Linked DNA regions of Homo sapiens: region 2 is linked to region 1. The links are chromatin loops, found by intact Hi-C in ENCODE. Cell type or tissue: dorsolateral prefrontal cortex. All regions are shown on one strand. Links, peaks and the distances in the headings refer to the core of each region. The heading gives the core; the rest is flanking DNA.

Region 1 (8,377 bases), core at 34-8,033:
AATTTAAAAATTCTAAAGTTTATCTATAGAACCACCTGCTAATGTTGTAGATTAGAGCTAGACTAATTAAAGAACTAATTGGTAATATATATCAAGTATATGAATTCTTTATCTATACTTAGGGTCAGAACTTTGAAGAATCCTTATACTAATTTTGGAAGGATTGTAGTAATGAGTTGTTATATTTTATTTTCTGAGGTCTAGTTTCCTATTGCTTTTAAAGTTTGCCCATGGTGTTCCTTTTAATAAGAGGTATTCAAATTCATTTGCATAGAATGATTTTTCAGTAAATCTTAATGGATTTTTGCTTATTCGAAATGTACCTTTTTCTCCCAGTTTTACTTATCTAGCTTGATTACTTTTTTAAAAAACTTTATTTTATTTTTATTTATTTTTTGAGACAGAGCTTCGCTCTCTTGCCCAGGCTGAAGTGCAGTGTCCTGATCTTGGCTCACTGCAACCTCCGCCTCTTGGGTTCAAGCGATTCTTGTGCCCCAGCCTCCCGAGTAGCTGGGATTACAGGTGTGTGCTACCATACCTTGCTAATTTTTGTACTTTAATAGAGATGGGGTTTTACCATGTTGGACAGGCTGGTCTCGAACTCCCGGCCTCAAGTGATCCACCCACCATGGCCTCCCAGAGTGCTGGGATGACAAGTGTGAGCCACCTCGCTTGGCCTTTTGTCAACTTTTATTTTAGATTCAGTTAGTACATGCGTGGGTCTAATTACAAAGGTATATTGCATGATGTTGAGGTTTGGAGTGTGACTGAACCCGTCACCCAGTAGTGAGCATAGTACCCAATAGGTAGTTTTTCAGCTCTTGCTCCCCACCTCTCTCTTCGCCTTGTATTCCCCTAGTGAAGCTTGATAGATTTCTTAAGATGTGGTAACTGTTATGTTCTTCAGGATTTACATCCTGTCTTTTCTATTTTATATAAGTGGAAGGAAAATAATCAGAAATGCATTAAATGTCACTATAAATAGCTGTGGCTTAGCACACTTAAGAATCAATCTTTCTTGGGAGGCCGAGGCGGGTGGATCATGAGGTCAGGAGATCGAGACCATCCTGGCTAACAAGGTGAAACCCCGTCTCTACTAAAAATACAAAAAATTAGCCGGGCGCGGTGGCGGGCGCCTGTAGTCCCAGCTACTCGGGAGGCTGAGGCAGGAGAATGGCGTGAACCCGGGAAGCGGAGCTTGCAGTGAGCCGAGATTGCGCCACTGCAGTCCGCAGTCCGACCTGGGCGACAGAGCGAGACTCCGTCTCAAAAAAAAAAAAAAAAAAAAAAAAAAGAATCAATCTTTCTGCATAAAGTACCTTAAAGATCAAAGAGAGTGCCTGTCTTTTGACCTAACAGATTCTATATTTTACCTTGCTTTACCAACAGGTGAGTCCTACCATCATTAATTTGGCTAAGAGGTTTATATTTATGGTTAAGTTAAATGTAAAGTTCTTCATGGGCCTATAACTCAGTTTCTTGTCTAAATCCTTTCCTTCTCCTGCATAATTCTTAACTTTGGGCTCTTTTTTGATAGTAAATATGTTGGAGAATGGGCAAGATAAAAATGTAACTTGGCTAAAATATGTAAAATTTTATTATAGTGACAATAAACAAACTTACAGAATATTACCACACCCCTTCCAAATTAACAATAATATTCCTTAATCACCTCACATATCCAGTCATTGTTTTAGTTTTCCCAATTGTCATTTTTTTTTTTTTTTTTTTTTTGAGATGGAGTCTCACTCTGTTGCCAGGCTGGAGTGCAGTGGTGCAATCTTGGCTCACTGCAACTTCCGCCTTCTGGGTTCAAGCAATTCTCCTGCCTCAGCCTCCCGAGTAGCTGGGACTACAGGCACGCGCTGCCGCGCCCAGCTAATTTTTGTATTTTTAGTAGAGACGGGGTTTCACCGTGTTGGCCAGGATGGTCTCAATCTCCTGACCTCGTGATCCGCCCATCTTGGCCTCCCATCAATTTTTTTTTTTAACAGTTTGAGTTCGGATTCAAATGTGGTTCATACATTGACATTGATTTATATGCTTTTCATGTCTCTGTTAATCTACAACTTGCACCTCTCATCCTTCCGTCTTTCTTTTCCTTTCAGTTTGTTGAAGAAACTGAGTCATTTGTCCTATAGAATTCTTACATTTAGGATTTTGCTGAATATGTTCCAATGGCCCCCTAAATTTCCAGTAAATTGGTAGTTGGATATAGAAGCTTGATCAGATTCAGGTTTAATTTTTTGTATTTCTGTAGGTTTTTAAATATGCAAATAAGGCATATCTATAAAATACACTGATAAAATTAAGAAAAGTTTTCTATAACAGTAGTTTGTTTATTATATTTCAATAAGTTAAATTTCCTTTTAACTTTTAACATTGTAGTTTTGTTTTTGTGAATGGTTTGGGCACTTGCCCTCCAATGGGGAAAATGAATAATATTTAAGAAGCACCAAGTTGAAGGCGAGTAGCAGCTTGTTGGTATAGTGAGTGTGATGGGAAAGACGTTCTCTTTTTCATTCAAAACACAATCTAACAATTCCATTTAGGGTCTTATGGTTACTTGTGCAGGATCTAAGAGTGTCTGTGTTTTAGCTTGGGTGTTCAGGGCAAACCTCTGTAGGAGAGAACATTTGAGCAGACACTTGAAGGAAGGAAGGAAGCCACATGTGAACCTAGAGGAAGAATGTAGGAGCAGAGTAAGCATGGAGGCCCCAGGATGGAAATCTTGCTGACCAGTGTGGCCTCCAGTGTGGCTGGAGTGCAGTAAGCCTGCGGAAGCAGCAGGGGTTGAGGGTAGAGAGGGAGTCAGGGCACATCACATAGGGCCCCAGGTAGGCCATGGATTTTATTCAAAATTTAATGGAAACCTCTTGCAGATTTTTGACCAGGGGAGTTGCATGGTCTGATTTCCATCTTAAAGGACCACTCCGTATGGAGAATAGGCCACAGGTTGGCAGGAATGGAAGCACAGAAGCCAGCTTAAGAATGTTATGCAGTAGTCTGGGGAAAAGATAATAGTGCTTGTGGTCTGAATGCAGAGCCCAGACTCTCACAATAATGTTACACCACTGCTTATAAAACTCTTCTGGTAACATGTGTTGGAAGCTAATATATTCCGTATAGCTTACAGGGAGAAATATGTTTTACAGACAAAGCAGGAAATTTTTGCTTTTTTTTAATGTACCAGGGTATGCATTTCTTAGGAATAGGAAGAATGAAATGACTGTACATGCTTTCTTTCACATTTGCTTTAGTTAATAAAAAGTTTAGAACTGTAGTTACAGCCTACCCATAGCAGCTGTATATATTTTTTAGCACCTACATATTTGTATTCTGTTTTCCTCATTGTGATATTTTAATTGCATTTACATTTTTCCTGGTCCTAATTCTGATTAATTCATATTTAATTTATTTATGGTTTTATTTATTTATTTGTTTAGAGACAGGTTCTCTGTTGCCTAGGCTGGAGAGCAGTGGTATGATTATAGCTTATTGTAACCTTGAACTCCTGGGCTCAGGCAATTCTCCACCTCAGCCTCCCGAGTAGCTGAAACTAAAGGCATGTATCCATACCTAGCTAATTTTTAAATCTGTGGAGGTGGTGTTTTGCTATGTTGCCCGTGCTGGTCTTGAACTACTAGCCTCAAGTGTTCCTCCTACCTCGGCTTCCCAAAGCTTTGGGATTACAGGCATGAGCCACTGTGCCTGACCTATATTTAATCTATTTAAACATTTGTATTTCTTGTAGTCTATTTCAATTACTTTGTGAAATGAGGCAGGATATGAAAACTTGCAAACATGCATTTGAAATCTTGAAAGCAAACTTTAGTTTTTAAAATGATAATCAATTAGCTGGGTGCAGTGGTGTGTACCTGTAGTTCCAGCTACTTGGGAGGCTGAGGCAGGAGATCACTAGAGCCATTTGAGGCATTTGAGGCTGCAGTGAGCTATGATTGTGCCCATTGCACTCCATCCTGTGCAAAACAGTGAGACTGTGTCTCTAAAAAAAGAAAAAATAAAATAATGAATGATAATGAATAAAATAACCAAGGCTTAGATATAAGCAAACATATTTAGGTTGTATTTGTTTCTCGTTTATTTTTTAATCAAATTTATGATTTTTCATTTTGTAAATTTGGAAGCCAGAATGTTTTCAGTTCTTTTCAGTTCAATTTCAGTGTCCTGGAATTGAAAATTGAAAGTGACTTGGATATTTTAGGGCAATGCATTTTCCAGAAGTGTCTTCCTATGAAGCCATAGTCTTTCTGCCATGGTCTTTGTCTTTAACCAAGTGTCTTTGTTTGGGTCCTATTTGGTCAGTGCAATTTCATGTCTTTTCCTGTAGGTGGCACGCACTACCCTTCTTCCTGGCCTCCTGAAGACCATAGCAGCAAATCGTAAGATGCCCCTTCCACTGAAACTGTTTGAAATCTCTGACATTGTAATAAAAGATTCTAATACAGGTAAGAATAAGTCACCTTTGATTTGATTTGTGTATTTAAAACATTTTTTTCATTATGAAAACCTTAACTATACATAAAAGCAGAAAAAATAGTATAATTAGCCCCTATGTACCCAGCACCCACCTTCAACAGTTACCAACACATGGACAGGCTTCTTTCATCTATACCACTATCAACTTCCCATATTATTTTAATATGAATCATAGACATTGTATCATTTCATCAGCAAACACTTTAGTATGTATTTATTTATTTATTTTTTTCCTGGAGGCAGAGTTTCACTCTTCACCCAGGCTGGAGTGCAGTGGCCTGATATCAGCTCACTGCAACCTCTGCCTCCTGGGTTCAAGTGATACTTGTGCCTCAGCCTCCTAAGCAGCAGGGATTAAAGGCATGTGCCACCACACCCGGCTAATTTTTGTGTTTTTAGTAGAGACGGTGTTTCACCATGTTGGCCAGGCTGGACTCGAACTTCTGACCACCCGCCTCAGCCTCCCAAAGTGCTGGGATTACAGGCATGAGCCACTGGCGCCCAACTACTTTAGTATGTATTTCTAAAAGATAAGCACTACCACTTCAGTTTTGTTTTATAAATTTAATTTTCATGATTAATTTATTTGAATCAGAATTTAAGGTCCAGCTATTTGGTTGCTATGTCTCTCATTTCTTTTAATGGAAAGCATTTTTCAACAAAGAATTTAATAATTAAGAAGATTACTGTTAAAACCTCAACTTGACAAGCACTGTGGAACATTTTCTTATATGGCGTGATTTATATGCATATTGTCTTAACATACTTGATATCATGTCATTCTAGTTTAGCAGTGACTGTCCACCATTACCATTGTACCAGTGACTGCGAATGTGTTTTACCAGTTTTTGTTACTTTTGAGTAAGCCCTGGGCTTGTTAGTACAGTGGGTTGCTTGGTCCAACACTTGGAATGTGGTGGTTGGTGGTTATTTAATGAGTATATATTTAGTAAGTACCTCCACTTGATTGCCAAGGAATTCAGTCTTGTTCAAACTCCACATCTCCAGTCTCTGATACAAATCTGACTGTTCGAAGCTGTATGTGCATTGGTCCCTTGGTGAGCAATACCTTAAGTGACTCAATTGCTGTGTTTCCTTGGTTTCTGGATTTAACAGATCAATTACTAGCAGTGTTTATGCAGCGATGCTTACTCTAGACTCTGCAGAATTCAGAGTGTGTTCTTTTGAATCAGTTGACAAAAGCAGAGACCTTATTCTCAATTTCTCCAGAAGAGGATAAACATATCATTCTTAACTTTCCAAAGTAGTCACAACTATTGACTGTAAATCGACCTATCTTAGGAATTATAGAGGTATGACCAGAGCTACTACTGTCCATGGCAAACTCTCCAGCCAAGGCTGGATTCCATCTGTTCCCCAATATTGTCCCATTTAATGGATTGGCAAATTAAGACAGAAAGTGGTAATTTGCCCAGGGCTGCATAAAATATTGAACTTGGAGCTGGAGCCATAGTACAGATCTCAGTCACACATCCTTAGAGAATGAAAGTTCGTGTTTAATATCACTATGTAGAATTTTCTTTAGGTGGTAAATTTACTATAATAGAAATCAGAAAACATGTTTAGTGCCAGCTGCAAATAGTTTTGAGTGTTCTTGTGCCTTAAATCCTCCACTGGTAGAGATAACTGAGAATTTGATATAATTCCATTGTCAAATTTTTCTGTTAGCCTTGAGTTGTTTCCATTCATCTTATTTCTTTGGGTTTTGTATTGTTTTGATCCTTGATGATCTGTTCATGTTTATAAATATATGGTTACATTTATAAATCAGGGTTAGGTTAATTACACTAGGTTTCCTCAAAAGTTTTGTAATACTGTTTCAGCAGTAGGCCTCTTCCCTAATTGCTAGGGCTCGCTGAGGGCCATGCACGGTTCTGTGGGGCTGGGCATGCTCACAACCAGGCAGAGGGTGCGGGTGAGGAAGCTGGGGCTGTTGTAGGGATGGGGCACTTGGCAGTATTTTAGTCCTGGGTAGTGGTGCCTTTGCTATTTTTGTTTTAATTTGTGTTTGTTGGAAAGGCCCAGGTGTAGACTGTACTCTGCTTCTCTTTCTGGCCCGAAGGCTTATGCTTAGGATGACTTCCTATTGAGAGAGCTGTTCTTAAGTGCTAGTGCTATAGGCCATCTTCTAACAAATCACCTAGGTGGCCAGGTGTGTTGGTTCATGCCTGTAATCCCAGCACTTTGGGAGGCCAAGGTGGGAGAACCTTTTGAGCCCAGAAGGTTGAGTCTACAGTAAGCTATGTTTACACTAACTACACTCCAGCCTGGGCAACAGAGTAAGACCCTGTCTCCCCCACGCGCCCCCCCGCCCCCCCAAAAAGAAGAAAGAAAGGAAAGAAAGAAAGAACAAATTACTTAGGTGATTATCCCAGAAACTCAGTTCATATATCTTTTAGATTTGCGTTTCTGCAGTACTTTGTTTCGTTGGGAAGGATAGTTCTATTTCTGTAGGAAACCTCTTCTATATCTGTCTTTTGTTATAATTACACCACTCTATTTTCTCCATTGATTCATTTCTGGTATTACTTTTGCCTGTTGTCTTGTACCATTCTTCTTTATTCTTTTTTTAAAAAGTTTTCCATCATCAATGGGATTTGAGAAATGAAGGGAGGTAAATGTGCTTGGTAAGTCTACCATCTTGAAAACATAGGTTTGCTTTAGTTTATTTGGAGTATGTTTTCTGTTTAGGTAGGCCTGGATTTTGTTTCATAACAAAATGAGCTTCTCTGATGGAGTATTCTAAAAATGTACATATGGATTCCCTACTTGTCATCTGCTGTACATAGAGGACAACAGGGGAGGCAGCAAAGCACCACAGTTCCATAGAGAGACTCTGCAGCCAGAGTGCTTGGCTTTGAGTCATGGTTCTGCCTTTACCAGCTGCTTAAATTCGGACAATTTGTTTATTCTCTCTGTGGCTCAGCTTTCTCATCTGTACAGTGGGAATAATGATAGCACTTATTTCATTGATATGTTATAAGGATTAAATGAAATTGCAGTTTGAAAAGTTCTAGCCACGTAATAAGAACTGTTGGTGTTTGGTCTTGTTGTTAAGATATTTACAATTCCTAAGCTCAGATAATTTAGCATCCTGGTTTATGGGAATTTTTTACTAGAATGACTTGAAAGCCTTAGCTGTCCATTAAAGGGCTAATGTCACCTTGCTGAGGCACTTGGGGCCAATTCTTATCCTAACTTTTGACTTAATTGGTTCTGTTATGCTTTTTTTTTAATTTTTATTTTCTATTTTTTCTATTTTTTATTTTTAGAATAAGAAAACTAAAACAGACGAATGTGGGAATTTATTTATGGAAACAGGAATGTTGTTTTTTGAGTAATTCGTCACCTACTTTTTTTGAGTGAATTAACATGTTTTTACTGTTTCTCAAACCAGTAACCATTTTTCTCTGTTGGATTCACATTAGCAATTTCCTTCTAAATAATGAAACTTTTTTGAAGAAAAAAGTCTAAACCATAGTTTTCCAGTTGATGTGAAAATTCCTCAGATTTTCATTGGTGGGAGCAGTACCTAAACTACTGGTTCAAAAGAGTAGAGATAGAGTGGCAAGAATGAGCAAGGCAGTCTCATTCAGCACAGCACATTGGTGGAAAAGATTTTTAAGTTCTTTTTCATTGCTAGAGACTGCTTTAGAATATCAGAGAAAGAGTTGCCAGTCTTAAGGGAGACAAACCTGTGAGCAGATTCTTACAGATAATGCTGAGAGAATGTACCAGTTGCCCCTTGGTAGCTCAGAAGGGAGCAACAGTTGCCATTAACTTGTTTTCTAATATTAAGGAAAAACCCAACCTTCCCAGCCTTGTATCAATTTGGGGTGGGCAAGCATGTCTTCCA
Region 2 (8,377 bases), core at 251-8,250, 52 kb after region 1:
TCTGTAGCAGTTCCCTAATCTACCTGTATCCATGAGCGCAGATAGGAGTGAAGCCTCCTAGGCTTCCAGTCTGCAGCATCTCTGTCACATGGAAACCTGATGGGTGCCACTGTGAGGGGGGCCAATTATGCACAGTGCACACTAAACACAGATCATTTTAGCCTTCCTAATTAGCCACTAATAAAAAGACACTGAAGTATCCTGAAGATCAAAGAGAGATTTCCACCATGCCTCAATACAAACCCCAGTCCGGGCCTCCGCTTGACAGGTGCTGTGCCTAGTGTTTTGCCCTGACCAGAGTCCATGTAGGGAACATGACCTGCTTAGATAAAAGAAGAGCTGTCAAATGACTGTGCTTGACAAATGGGCCAGGCAGCAAGAAGGGCAACGCAGAAGCAAAGCGGTTTGAGTCTCCGCGATGTCTACTTCATGTTCAGGTATTCTCTGCTTTGGCTTTCTAGTAGGCAGAAAGGATGAGTGAATATTGTAGCTAGACTGTGGGTTGAGTAAGTATCTCCAGCAAAGGGTCTAATTGAATTATGTCTGACCAAACCCTGTAGGTTTTTTTTTCTTCTGAAGTGACTAATGGAGTGTGCTAAGAATATACTCAAGGTTCACACTCAAGCTTTTCATTCTTCGTCTGTAAGGTTTGGCCTTCCTTGTTTCTATTGAAGAAAGGCAGGAAAGGCATGAATCTCCAGGAGAAAACATTTGAAGCCTCAGTGTGGTGGCTCATGCCTGTAATCCCAGCACTTTGGGAGGCTGAGGTAGGCAGATCACCAAAGCCCAGGAGTTAGTGACGAGCCTGGGCAACATGGCAAAACCCATCTTTACAAAAAATAAAAAAAATAAAAATAAAAAAAAATATATATATATATATATATATACACACACACACACATACATACATACAAAAATTAGCTAGGCGTGGTGTGCGCCTGTAGTTGCCATGTGAGCCAGAATTGCACCACACAGTACTCCAGCCTGGGTGACACGGTGAGACCCTGTCTCAAAAAAAGAAAAAAAGAAAAGAAAAAACATTCGGAAGAATCCATCACGTTAGGAGCGCTGGCAAGGCTATGCAAGAGAGCTGCCGCATACACCGCTGGAATCAGAGGACTTGCAGACATGAAGTAAATCTGGCCTTCTAGGTGGGAAGGTGAAGATGTGGAGAAAGTGTGCCTGGTTGATATCAAGCCTGATAGCAAAAGAAATGTTCTGATTTCCACATGGCACAGCTTTTTGTCAGGAATAAAATATGCCTGTCCCTACAATAACCAACTACTTAGGGCTGACAAGAAACCAGTTGTGACACACGGAATAAACAGTCACATTTCGTGCTGGAAAGGTCAGAGAAAAAGCCCCAGTGGAGATAGGTGGGATTAGAGATTTTTTGGCTGTGTGTCTTGGGCAGAACATTTAAACAAGGAGCACTTGGGTGACGTTGGGGCAGATGAGACAAGAGAGCCAGACAGAGAGGTGCCCCTTAAGCAAATCATGTAGGTGAGATGACTTGTGTAAAACACTAGGCACAACACCTGTCATGCAGAGGCCCGGACTGGGGTTTGTATTGAGGCATGGTGGAAATCTCTCTTTGATCTTCAGGATACTTCAGCGTCTTTTTATTAGTGGCCAGTTAGGAAGGCTAAAATGATCTGTGTTTAGTGTGCACTGTGCATAATTGGCCCCACTCACAGTGGCACCCATCAGGTTTCCACGTGACAGAGACATTGCAGACTGGAAGCCCAAGAGGCTTCACTCCTATCTGCACTCATGGATACAGGTAGATTATAAGACTCTTGCAGGCATGGGCATTAAGGCAGGACCCACTTTTCACCCTGGCTCACCCCTAATGATCTGAGGCCATCTTTGTGTATATTAAAGAGGCATTGACATTTGAACACCTGCATTGGGCAGAATCTGGCTTGCCATACAGAGAGCAAGGCCAGCAGATGTGTTGAGTGCGTGTGTTAAAGAAGCATTACAGTGGAACTCCTAGCTACATCCTTACTTTTCTTGGTTTTTTTGCATGCCATATAGACAGGCTTGGAAAAAGAAGAATTATTTTTGGCTTTGTATAGCTCCCTGTCTCACGTGGCTACAGTTTTAAGAATTTAGCATTCTCTTCATGGCCTACATTTAACTCTGATTCTTCTTAATGTGCATTCTGTAAATATCCAAGTCTGTACTACAGGTGTGTCTCATTTTAAGAAAACAATGGATGCATGGTGTGCACAGAGTCACCCATTAAAGCCTTATGTTCACAGAAATGAAGAATCCAAATTTTAACTGGAATTCTAATGGCAAACCCATACGTGCAGTTAAAATTCAAGTTTAAAAAAATCAAAACACAAGCAGCTTCGAGGAAAAAACATCTCTTGTCTCAAATGAGATATGTGTATGTTGCTATTCCACTTGGCTCTTGGGTAGCTTCTTACTAGAGGATGAGGGCTTCATTCACAATCATTAAAGAAAGACTTGGAGCATTTTGAAGCATTTTGAAGTTCTCTGAAGAGCCAGGATCACGGTAAAATATTTTGAAAATGAAGTTTCACATGACTAGTTCAGGGAACTGAGCAAAGAGAAGACGGGGGAAGGGAGTGGGCATGAAGGACACAGAAGGAGGTCCCAGCTGTTGGTCATGTCTGCCAAGAGAGGAACAAGAAGGATGGGAATGACGCTGTGCGTGCAGAGATGGCAGACGGGGAAGGTGCTCGGGCTGACTGGTGAGTACAGTTAACCCTTGGACAAGATGGGTTTGAACTGTACACATTCAGTGGTATGTGGATTTTCTCCTGCCTCTGCCACCCCTGACACAGTAAGAACAACCCCTCCTCTTCCCTCTCTTCCTCCTCCTCAGCCTCCTCAACATGAAGATGAGGATGAAGACTTTTGCGATGATCCCCTTCCACTTAATGAAGGGTAAATGTATTTTCCTTACAATTTTCTTAACATTTTCTTTTCTCCAGTTTACTTTATTGTAAGAATACAATATATAATGCCTATAACATAAGATATGTGGTAATCTACTGATTGTGCTATCAGAAAGGCTTCCCATTGACAGCAGACTATTAGTAGTTAAGTTTTGGGGGAGTCATAAGTTATATGCATTTTTACTGCATAGGAGGTTGGCACCCCTGAGCTCCGAGTTGTTCAAGGGGCAACTGTATTTGAATGAGGAGTGATGAAAGGAGTCTGTGAAGTCACCTCTGGACGTCACCCCCTCTGGGAGGGCCTTCTCACACTTCTTGTTCGTGTGGTTTGATTTTGCGGTGTCACAGCCCTATGCTCATCCTTTATTTCACCACCACCACCACCACTGTTATTCTTACGATCACCAACGTGGTCTGGTTTTTTTTCTTGTAAGAGCTGGAGGTGTTTGGGAAGTGCCTCAGACACGCTGTTCTCTAGCCATGGAGTACCATCTCCTACCTACTTCCCGTCACATTCCCTGTGCAAACCCCATCTGTTCTCTAAACCTCGCTCATGCAGTCTACCCCTCCTCCCAGTTCCCATGTCGTTGTTTTCTCTTCCCTACAGCCTTAACCATTTGGCTCCTGAATTGTAATTCTCTGCCCCTGTGTCTTCTCTGTCCTGCGAAAACTGCACAGGATAGGTTGGAGCTTTACATCTCATATGTCCTGCTCAAAGTACAAATAGAGTCCTAGGTCTGCCCTTGCAAATAAGGGGCAGTGTCAACTGTATGTACCATCTCAAATAGCAAATTTGGGATGCTTAAAGGCAGACCACATCATTGCAGTGATACACTGTGAATTTGAATGACGGTTATGTTTATTTGGTTCAGCAGATAGAGAACGCATCTCTAAAAACCTTTTACTTACCTTAACTAGCAAAACTTACAACATTTACCTTTCAAAACATAGTGACATTTAACTCCATATAAAGTAAAAGGAGGTTCTTTAGTATCATGGAGTAGAGGAGGGGATTTAAGGATGCCAACATGCCACTTCTTTCTTGTTACCACACCTGTGGGTCCTCCAAGGCTCTCCAACATTTGCACATGATTGGATTATGACAAGAACAGAGAATTATGTAGCCTGCCTCTTATTTTTGTCCCCTTTTCAACTCAGGTCCAATGAATTCAGAGAAAAAGATCTACGTTAAGAAAAAAATGCAAGGAAACAGAACACTGGCTTTTAAAGCATTTAATAAGTCAAAATCAAATAAAAGTGATTTTTAAAAAGAATAAATTTACATACAGTACATAAGCAAGACAGCTGAAGGTTTCTAAAATAGAAACCTGGTGCATATGGCCCCAAAACACCACATGCTTTGATTACACTCAGGAAGCATGAGTTGCCTATTTGGGTGAGAAAATCCCATGTTACAGTGCGATCACTGGGCACGTTTTGGAGTAATTCCAGCCACTGCTATGTAAGTGTTTTTAATTCAGGGGTGTCTTCTACGTTTTCATCTTCTGAATATCTTGTGACGGTGCAGGTTTGAGCAAAACTGGCATGAAATGAGAGCTGTTTTAGATGAAGATTGCAAGATGGATGGCTTGGCCCACAGTGGCAGTGGGTTGGGGGTGGAATGTGGACAATTAGGAAAAAGGCATGTCATTCTATCTGGCTCCTGGAGAGGCAGATAGTCCTGGGGGCTTTGGTGTCACAGTTCCCAAAAGCAAGGTTGGCCAGACCATAGGCTTACATTGTGGTGAGCTTGCCTTTTAAATTAATCTCCAAGATGCCAGATCGAGAGGGATGGTGGACCTAGACTGAAGCCAAACCAGTAGGGGGCTCTCTTTCCCCAGAGAGAAACTCCAAATGTCTTGAAAGGAGCCTGAACCATACCCTTTGAAGGGGCAAGCAATGGTCTGAGACAGAGAGAGGATTTAACAGAGCAAAGTGCTGTGTGAGAAATGAATGGAAGAGGGCTAGCAAGACAAGGGTGTGAATCAGGTAATGCCTTTTTCACCCCGATGAATTTTTGTCTGATTCTCACCACAGAGCAGGAGTGCTCAGAAACTGAGGTTGGCGTCACCAATATACACTTTTCATTCTCCAGTTGCAGTAATCAAATACTTTAAAAAGTGACCAACCATGACAAATCCTTGGCTCATTCTTTAATGTGCTGTGGCTGATATATTCATCCTCAGCCCAAATTAGTTAAGTACAGCCTTAAATATATCAATATAGCTGATCGGCCTTCCTATTGTTGGGACTTAAAACTAGAGACAGCAGTAAAAATTATGTATATGATATATATATATATATAAAATGATATATATATATCATATATATGAGAGGCCAGCACCCACTCTGTGACAATGATCACAATCCCTCTTTTTAAAAAATACAAGTGGGAAAAGCTGATCCTTTTGTCAGCTGGCTTCAGACAAGTCAACCACAATTATTTGGTGTAAATATCCAGTGTTGCGAACTCTGGCTGGGCAGCTGTGTGGATGAAAATACAGAAAAGTGCCGCATCCGGCTGACAGCCACTGCTCTGCAGGGGCAGATGAAGGCTGGGAGTACCTGTAAGCTAAGGCCCTTCCCCTGAGTTGTGCTGCAAATACTGGGCAGAGTTTGATGTAAAAGCAGTCAAACGGCAGGTCATCTTGATCTTTGCCTTCTAACTATAATAAATATGAGAAGAATTTTAAGTAAAAACAGGATGTTTTGCTAAAAATTCTTTTTTTTTTTTTTTGAGAGAGTCTCGCTCTGTCGCCCAGGCTGGAGTGCAGTGGCGCAATCTCGGCTCACTGCAAGCTCCGCTCACCGGGTTCACGCCATTCTCCTGCCTCAGCCTCCTGAGTAGCTGGGACTACAGGCGCCCTCCACCACGTCCGGCTAATTTTTTTGTATTTTCAGTAGAGACGGGGTACCGTGTTAGCCAGGATGGTCTCGATCTCCTGACCTCGTGGTCCGCCCACCTCGGCCTCCCAAAGTGCTGGGATTACAGGCATGAGCCACCGCACCCGGCCTAAAAATTCTTGAGAAATTGGAATGCTAAGTTACATACTAAATATCATCCCAACAGTAAGGCCGTAGAACATATTTGAAATCAAGAAAAATGTGATTTTTCGGTTTTAACACGTTAAGAGCCTCTGTAACTTTTAAGGAAGCTATTTTTTTTTCTAGAGTATGCACATGGTGATGATGTGTTGGGTTGATAAAGCACTGGCTCAGTCCTACAGGCACTAAACTTCAATGGATACTTTGTTAACTATAGTTACACTAACTTTAAAGAAAGTTCTTGATACCTGTTCTTTATTCTTAGGAACTGAAGAGGAGGGAACTCCGGTGTTTGCATAATCATCGCCTTCCCATGTTAAGAGGACTCACCCTAGTAGGCTTAATGGGTTTTGTATTTGGTTGGCTTGTTTTCCCAAGAGACACTAAAGTTGTTCTTGCATTAATTCCCCTTAAAATTGCCAAGAGATAAGAGGTGGGAAGACAAAAAGGGCGCCTGATTCTATTCAGTAGATGAGAAAATAGATTTACAGAAGGTAACTGTGAAATTGGAGGAGTAATGTCAGGGAGGCCTTGTCAGGACAGGCAATGTCAAGGAAGCCTATCCCTTCTTTGTCAGACTCCAGAAAGGATTGAGTTCATCTGTTCTTCACAGATCCACTTTCCTAGGCAGATGCCAGTGCCTTCCAGGTTTGTATGAAAGCAAAAAACTGCTGACGATGGGCAGAGGGCCTGTCCCAAACCACTAGGAAGCAGGAGAGGGCAGGAATCTCAGTGAATCCCAGATGTATCCACCTGTGCTGAAGGCTAACCCCCAACCTGTTTGGTGATGTGTGAGCAGCCAGTTGGTTTCATGGGTCAGAAGAGTGTGGTAATGGTACCTGGAATCCTGCAAAATGCATGGAAACAAGGAAGAGCAGATCCTTATTCCAACATGAACAGCAGGACTTATAAGGAAAGCAGGCTTTTCCCCATGACCTCACAGCTCTGCCTCCACCTTTCATCTCTTCACAGTGAGCTTTCTTTCAGAGTGATCTTACCACCCAACCAGGCACAGTCTAATTTGATCATAACAAGGAGGAGGCCGGGCACAGTGGCTCATGCCTATAATCCCAGCACTTTGGGAGGCTGAGGTGGGTGGATCACTTAAGCCCAGGAGTTTCAGACGTACCTGGGCAACATGGAGAAACCCTGTCTCTACAAAAATTAGCTGGGCACATGGTGGTCTATGCTTACAGTCCCAGCTACTCAGTTGGCTCAGGCAGGAGGATTGCTTGAGCCCGGGAGGCAGAGTTTGCAGTGAGCTGAGATTGTGCCACTGTAATACAGCCTGGGAAACAGAGCAAGATCCTGTCTCAAACAAAACAAAACAAAAAATCACCAAATAAACGATAAGGAAGTCACCCTGTCCAAGGAATGCCGTTTCATATGGTGCCACCCCTTCTCCTAGACCAAAGTTCCCATTTTAGAAATAACTCCATGCTAGGCAAGGTTGTAACGGAAAAGAAAGGCTCTACCTCCAGCCTCCCAGATCACCCCATCTCTACTGGCTCTCCAGAACCCAGTGGGGCTCATAGCTATTCCTAAGCCAGGCCACAATTCCTGCCAGCCCATGACTAGATCCAAAGCCCGTGCAACAGCGAGAGGAGCAGGGGCCGGGCGGGGGGGGGGGGGGCGCGGTGTGTGCCTTTAAAGATCCGGATTATGGTCTTTAGCCTGGGTTCAACTGTAGCACAACCAACCACCACGGACGACCAATGACCGCTATGAGACAGTTCTTCCTTTCACACAGCAGCATCATTTATCTGGTAGTAGCAAGACAGCCGTATGACTTTTTGTTGTTGTTAAAGAAAAATAAGTTGTCAAGATTTGCCTACCAATAACTTTCCTATGTCTTGGCTTTCATGTCCAGTGGGCTAGTTTCCAACTGTTTGAGACTCAGGGTAATCCCAGAAACCTGTGAAGCATCGGCACAAAGGTTGTAGCGCAGATGCCAACAGATGTGTAGGTAACAAACTTGTAAGGCACTTCAATCTCCAGTCTCCGCCTGGCCTCCTTGTTCCTGGTGACCACCTTGAACCATGAGTATAATACTTGCAGTGAGAGATTTTGTACAAGCTGACGAACCAAGAGGATCAACACAATTCCCACTGCAAATTTGGTCAGACCCAAAACTAACATGTAGGTGGTGAGTGGTGGGATGTTCTGAATAACAGGGAGAGATTCAGCGGGCTTGGATACAAGCTGGAAGAAATGGTTGATCCAGAATCCTATGGTCACTCCAGCCCCGGCAGCCAGAATGGTGGTGGTGTCCGCCCGGGTTGGGCTGTAGTAATCAGAAACAGGGTAATTGTAACACAGGAAGAATGGCACAACTATGACACACACGGGGAAGAGGGGGCTGGCCGAGTCCAGGCAGTCGATGAAGGTCCAGGCAGGGT

The links. A loop is a pair of places that touch in the nucleus more often than their neighbours do. Peaks named below come from ENCODE experiments on the same cell type or tissue, not always from the same donor. Only the 100,000 strongest peaks of a DNase experiment are listed, where the experiment ranks them.
Region 2: it touches region 1 in a loop (2.2-fold over the local background); 7 of 110 quality-filtered maps call a loop at or near these places.

What each region holds. Positions count from the first base shown.
Region 1 is chr2:222,609,903-222,618,279 of GRCh38, reverse strand. It overlaps FARSB (phenylalanyl-tRNA synthetase subunit beta), which reads left to right. Exons shown (of 17, transcript NM_005687.5): 15 at 4,352-4,469. Among named protein-coding and RNA genes, the nearest start is that of FARSB, 42 kb to the left of the region's middle. In dorsolateral prefrontal cortex, for the core only: CTCF peaks have their summits at 4,149, 4,351 (motif pointing right) and 7,306; no DNase peak of the experiment used is centred there.
Region 2 is chr2:222,558,396-222,566,772 of GRCh38, reverse strand. It overlaps SGPP2 (sphingosine-1-phosphate phosphatase 2), which reads right to left. Exons shown (of 5, transcript NM_152386.4): 5 at 4,152-8,377. The coding sequence ends at 7,875. Among named protein-coding and RNA genes, the nearest start is that of FARSB, 94 kb to the left of the region's middle. In dorsolateral prefrontal cortex, for the core only: a CTCF peak has its summit at 4,747 (motif pointing right); no DNase peak of the experiment used is centred there; H3K27ac peaks cover 868 bases.